Regions from separate parts of the Homo sapiens genome. Here region 1 is linked to region 2. Evidence: read pairs that join two places in POLR2A ChIA-PET (ENCODE). Cell type or tissue: A673. All regions are shown on one strand. Each heading gives the region's core, and the rest is flanking DNA. Links, peaks and the distances in the headings are about the cores only.

Evidence for each region. Peaks named below come from ENCODE experiments on the same cell type or tissue, not always from the same donor. Only the 100,000 strongest peaks of a DNase experiment are listed, where the experiment ranks them.
Region 1: POLR2A ChIA-PET joins it to region 2 with 12 read pairs; 3 of 35 experiments call an interaction of 5 or more read pairs at or near these places.

Annotation. Positions count from the first base shown.
Region 1 is chr16:30,539,469-30,542,367 of GRCh38, reverse strand. LOC124903677 (a long non-coding RNA gene) reads left to right here. Exons shown (of 2, transcript XR_007065050.1): 2 at 593-1,256. Among named protein-coding and RNA genes, the nearest start is that of ZNF747-DT, 5.9 kb to the right of the region's middle. RefSeq lists a silencer at 566-860 and an enhancer at 823-1,468. In A673, for the core only: no CTCF peak of the experiment used is centred there; no DNase peak of the experiment used is centred there.
Region 2 is chr16:30,947,790-30,950,688 of GRCh38, reverse strand. It overlaps FBXL19 (F-box and leucine rich repeat protein 19), which reads right to left. Exons shown (of 11, transcript NM_001382779.1): 11 at 1,906-2,899. ORAI3 (ORAI calcium release-activated calcium modulator 3) reads right to left here and starts at 1,621. Exons shown (of 2, transcript NM_152288.3): 1 at 1,172-1,621. The coding sequence starts at 1,399. RefSeq lists enhancers at 1-265, 266-495, 784-1,302 and silencers at 1,226-1,275, 1,316-1,575, 1,946-2,195. In A673, for the core only: no CTCF peak of the experiment used is centred there; DNase peaks (open chromatin) are centred at 1,618 and 2,328; H3K4me3 peaks cover 1,738 bases; H3K27ac peaks cover 991 bases.

The DNA of each region.
Region 1 (2,899 bases), core at 284-2,783, 410 kb after region 2:
CTTCACCTATGCGACAATACAAGATATAATGCTGCTCCAGGAATACCAATGGCTCCAAAAACTGTAGTCCCTACTGTCCAGCCTTCCCCCACAACCGTCGCCCCTTCCCAGCAAGAAGCAGCCAGACAATGGCACCCCTCTTCTATTACCTATTAAAGGGCTGGAATGTTAGGGACAAACTGCCCAAGAAAGCTTCTTGGTGCTGCCCACCCTTCCCCCAAGCCTCTTTACATTTCTAAGCCCTTATCTAGGTGCCGCGGTGAAGCCAGCAGACTTCACTTATCAGACCTTGCTGCAATAAGCAAACCCCAGGTACAAATCATCCACACCGCACAGGGGGAGGTTGTGGGAAACATAAACAAACTTTACCTACACCCTCCTGTAATAAACGTCACAAGGTAATATGTAGAAAAATTAACCAGCAAACAACCCCGAGATGCGGCCATACCAAAGAACTCCCTCAAACTCCCCTCCCCAATATAAACCCCTCATTCTGTAAGCTTGGGGCTGCTTCCTCTCTATTAGGGGAGCAGCTGGCAGATTAATAAAAAGTTGCCTGCCTAACTTTAGGTCTATTTTTCCTTTCTCTCAGCTGACCTTACACCCTCATCTCCTGGGAGTAGGAGGAGGCCCAGCTGTGAGTCAAAATGCCCAGGATCCCCAGGAAGGAGGAAGCCTAAGAGAAAGGCAGAAAGGGGAGAAGAGGGGATGACGTCTCCGTCCCAGCTGGAAGAGGATATTTTGTTGAGGAAGGAATGCTATTTATATGTTCCTTACTCCTGGTGTGACTCATTTTTGCTGACCTGAATTTATGACATTCCCTGGAGCCTGGCATCTTGACCTTCTCTTTCTCACTTTAAGGGAGGAGACCACCCCTCATATTGTCTTATGCCCAATTTCTGCCTCCAAAGAAAGAAGAAGTAAAAACTAAAAGGCAGAAATGGAATCCACAGGCAGATAGCCCAGCACTGCACCCTGGTTAAAAATCAACCCCTGACCTAACTGCTTGTGTTATCTATAGATTGCCAGACATTGTATAGAAAAGCATTGTGAAAATCCCAGTCCTGTTCTGTTCCGTTCTGATTACCTGTGCATGCAGCCCCCAGTCACGTACCCACTGTTTGTTCAATCAATCATTACCCCCTCAGAGATGTGAGCCCTTAAAAAGGACAGGAATTGCTCACTCGGGGAGCTCGGTTTTTGGAGACATGAATCCGCCGATGCTCCCAGCTGAATAAAGCCCTTGCCTTTCACAACTTGGTGTCTGAGGGGTTCTTGTCTGCGGCTCGTCCTGCTACAATTTTTTTTTTGAGACGGAGTCTTGCTCTGTTGCCCAGGCTAGAGGGCAGTGGTGTGATCTCTGCTCACTGCAGCCTCCACCTCCCAGGTTCAAGTGAGTCTCCTGCCTCAGCCTCCTGAGTAGCTGGGATTACAGGCACCTGCCACCACACCCGGCTAATTTTTAATTGTTTTTTAGTAGAGACGGGGTTTCACCATGTTGGCCAGGCTGGTAATGAACTCCTGACCTCAAGTGATCTGCCCCCGTCAGGCTCACAAAGTGCTGGGGTTACAGGTGTGAGGCACCACACCTGACCGAGACTGGGCTTCTTTTCTTTCTTTCTTTCTTTTTTTTTTTTTTGAGATGGCGTTTTGCTCTTGTTGCCGAGGCTAGAGTGCAATGGTGCGATCTTGGCTCACCGCAACCTCTGCCTCCCGGGTTCAAGTGATTCTCCTGCCTCAGCCTCCTGAGTAGCTGGGATTACAGGCATGCGCCACCACGACTGGCTAATTTTGTATTTTTAGTAGAGATGGGGTTTCTCCATGTTGGTCAGGCTGGTCTCAAACTCCCGACCTCAGTTGATCGGCCCGCCTCAGCCTCCCAAAGTGCTGAGATTACAGGTGTGAGCCACTGTGCCCGGCCTTTTTTTTTTTTTAAAGATAGAGTCTCACTCTGTCACCAAGGCTCGGGTGCAGTGGTGTGATCTCGGCTCACTGCAACCTCCGCCTTCCGGGTTCGCACCATTCTCCTTCCTCAGCCTCTGGAGTAGCTGGGATTGCAGGCATGTGCCACCACACCCAGCTAATTTTTGTATTTTTTGTAGAGATGGGGTTTCACCATGTTGGTCAGGCTGCTCTTGAACTCCTGATCTCAGGTGATCTGCCCTCCTTGGCCTCCCAAAGTGCTGGGATTACAGGCGTGAGGCACCGCGCCCAGCACTTAATTTGACTGGTGACATCCCATGGGACTACAGTCAGGCTGTGCTATGAATCGGCCCATTCAGTGGCAGTGTGTGAATTCAAATTTAGGATGAAGAAAGTTCACCTTTCTGTCTCCAGGCCCCCAGGCCCTGGAACAGCTGCCTGTGTAGTTGATGGTGGCTCCTCTGGTTGGCCTTGAGGTGTGTGGGAATGTCACTGCCTGGTGAGCTCCTCAGTTGGCCAGCACTGTCTGGGGGTGGGGGATGAGGGTGGCTCCCAGGGGTACCCATCTGAATGCTGCTGTTGTGAAGGTTGATTCTGTCACCTGAATATGAGTAGGCCTTGAGGAGTTGACAGGGCCAGAGGTAAGTTATGAATCAGCAGTTTCCCAATGGCCACTCAGAAAAATGACACATTTGGAAGGGACCAGCAGGAGTCTATTTGGGAGCTGTCATAAGCCCTTGGTGTCAGAAACACTGACCTGGTCTCTGAGCCTTTGGCCAAGGCTCCCTGTAGCCAGACCTTCCCCAAATCTGCAGTCTCTGCCCGGCCTCAACATCTGGCACTCACTCAGCACCTCATTCCTGTCCCCAGTGCAGCCACACTTCGCCAGTACCTTCAGCCAGGCCTCAGGTACTCCGGGGAGTGACCCTTTGCCCGCAGCTGGTATAGCACCCACTTCTCCCACAACGAGGCCCAC
Region 2 (2,899 bases), core at 148-2,647:
AGGCTTATGATGACCCTTAGGGTTAGAGAGTTTCCCTGTCATTGTTCAAATATGGAGGTTGTGGCACAGACAGGGCAGGGACTAGCCCAGATCCCCTAGCGCCATGGTCCCCACCCCAACCGCCTCTGATATCCACCCCCACAGGAGTGCGTTCCCCAAAGTACCTCCTGCAGCTCACTTTCTCCTTTTTCCTGGGGTGATGGTGGGGCAACCCCAGACTAACAGAGCAGCAACCCTGGGTCCCAGTTCATTCGCTCCTGCCCAGAGGCAAGGCTTTTACTTTCCACACCTGTCCAATTAGCAGGCTAGTCTGAGCCATCCTTGGTACGTGACCTGCTCTGACATGCCTGGCTCACCCTGGGGCGGTTACTTGGCTGGCTACAGAGGGCGCACCCTCCATGATCTCAGTTTCCCACTGGCTTGCAAGCGGGGTGGAGGCCTGTCCAGGGTCACACAGCTGGCCACAAGCAGGGAGGAGCCAGGACTGTGTCTGCTGATCCTCACCCTGGGACCTCCCTCCATCCCACTTCCTGTGAGGCCACTGCTGGGGCAGACCGTTAGCCAACACCGTCCTCCTGCACCTGGGGTTTATCAGCTTGAGACTCGCTTATCAGTTTCCTCATCAGCCTCCTTCCCCAGCGGTTCCCTCCCGGGCATGATCTCTTGTCAGTTTTCCTGGTTGACACTAGCACCCCTTGGGCCCGCTGGAGAGTGGCCACCTTCCCTGGGACGGGCCCACCTTCAGCTGGGTGACCCTTCCACCCAGCTAATCCATCTCGAGCCCCCCACCTGTTGATGCAGCCCCCACCCAGCTGACCTGCCTTTGAAGCTGGCACTGGGACTTAGGAACCACTTCTGCCAGGTACAGGCTCCATCTGGACCACTCTGCCTCACTGTTGCAGTCAACCCCACCAGCGATTTGTTCACCCCACTCCCACTACGACACCTTTAGGACTTTCGTGTCCTCCGGTGGCCCCGTCTCCTGGGGTCCCCTGTACACACACATCCGTAAGAAGGGACTTGCTCAGTCCCGCGGGACCTTGTTCCTTCCCCCTTTGACGAAAGCCCCCTTTAACCTGTCTCCCTTGGGACCTGTTTACTTCGCCCCCCCCCCGACCTGTGCCCCCCACTTGCTCTGCCCCACCGGGTGTGACCCCTCCCGGCCCCTCACCATGGCGAAGCCCGAGAGCAAGGCAGACGTGCGGCTGGAAGCTTTGAGCTTGGCCCGGCTGAGGTAGAGGCGGCGCCAGCTGAGCGCCCGCAGCGAGTGCTGACTGGCCCCCATGAGGTCCAGGTAGCCGCGGTGCACGAACTCCCGGTACGTGGCCGAGCCTGCAGGGCTCTCGCCCTCAGGGTTCAGCGGGGCCTGCTCGCCCGCGTCCCCCTCGCCGCCCTTCATCCTGGGGGGGGGGCGGCACCAGGCGGTCACTACGGGGCGGAAGCGCCTCGGGGGCCCCAGCCGGGCCGGCCCAAGCCCGGGGGCGGCCCCATTCCCAGACAGGACGAGCAGGATGCAGGCGGCGGGCGCCCAGGAAGAGGCACCCCCAGTGGAGCAAGAAAAGCAGCGTCTGCGGGGAGCCCCAGGAGCCGGAGCGGGACAGCGGAGGCCAAAACAGGAACTGGGACAGAGGCGGAGCCGGGGCTAGCCACATGATGGGGTGGAGCCGGGGACCAAGTCCCCGCAGTCCCGGGCCCGCAGAGATTCCCCGCGACCCCTACCCACCAAGAACGTTATCCAAGCGCCCGGACCCCACCGAGGTGCACGCCAACCCCAGCCCCCTCCAAGGTACAGCTGGACACCCCAGGTGTCCACACTTCCAAATCCCTCCCAAAATGAGTCCAGGAGAGGTGAGCCCACTCATCTGTAGGTAGGGACCCCGCAGATACACACACGAACTCCGCAGCCCCGGCTGGAAGATTTTGAGTTTTATAGCAAACCGTATTGTACAGACCCGGGGCCCAGGGGCCCAGCCCGGCTGGGTCCCCCGCTTGCCCCTCGCCGGGCTGCCTCTTCCCTCCCCCAAGCGGCCCCATTCTCAAGCCTCTCGCTATCCCCAGGCCCCACCCCTCCGGCCTTTGGTCCGCCCAGCCCTCCCCCCACCCGCGCACCTCCCTGTTACCTGAGGTATGTGGATAGATCTCCCCTCCCCTACATGGTAAGCCCCGGCCCCCCGGAGGCCTGCGCGGAGGGGCGGGACCTGGCCCGGCTCATCCCCGGGGTCCCGAAGCCCCACCCCGCGCTCGAGGAAGGGGCAGGGAAGGAGGGCCAGCAGAGTCTGTTACTAGGTTCCCATGGCAACTAAGAGGGGGCCATTTCCAGCCTTAGCACTGGCATCGGGAGGTGTCCGTTGGCTGCTATTTCCATGGCAACCAGGAGTGGCAGTTCCCTGGGCAAATGGGATACAAGTTTCCATGACGATGAAAGAGTGGGAAGAGCCAGGCTGGAGGAGTCCCATGGTCCCCATTCTTGGGCTGGCGCCCCCAGCCATAATGCGGGTCCGGCGGGTGCCGCCGCTCAATACAGTAAAACAAGAACAAGCCTGGGGGTGGCGCAGTCCCAAATGGGCGCCCACCGGCCCGGTCTCAGGTCTCAGTCCAAGCTGGTCCAGTCCCCTCACACCCCGGCTCCCCCAGGTCCGAGATTCCCCCGGTTCAAGTAACACTTCAGTACAGATGAATGTTCAAGTATTGTGCGGAGAGGCGGGCAGGGGGTTGGGGCGCCCCTCGCCACTCCCCTGGGCCGCGAGCTGAAGAGCGGCTGCCCGCGGCCCCCACTCCTTGCAATAGCTGCCGTTTTCAGTGACGTTCAAGGAGTCAGGGTCAGGGGGAAGGAACTGAAGCCTGGGGAGGGGGGAAGCAGAGAGGTGACCCCCAAGGGGGTATTGCTGTCCCCACACCT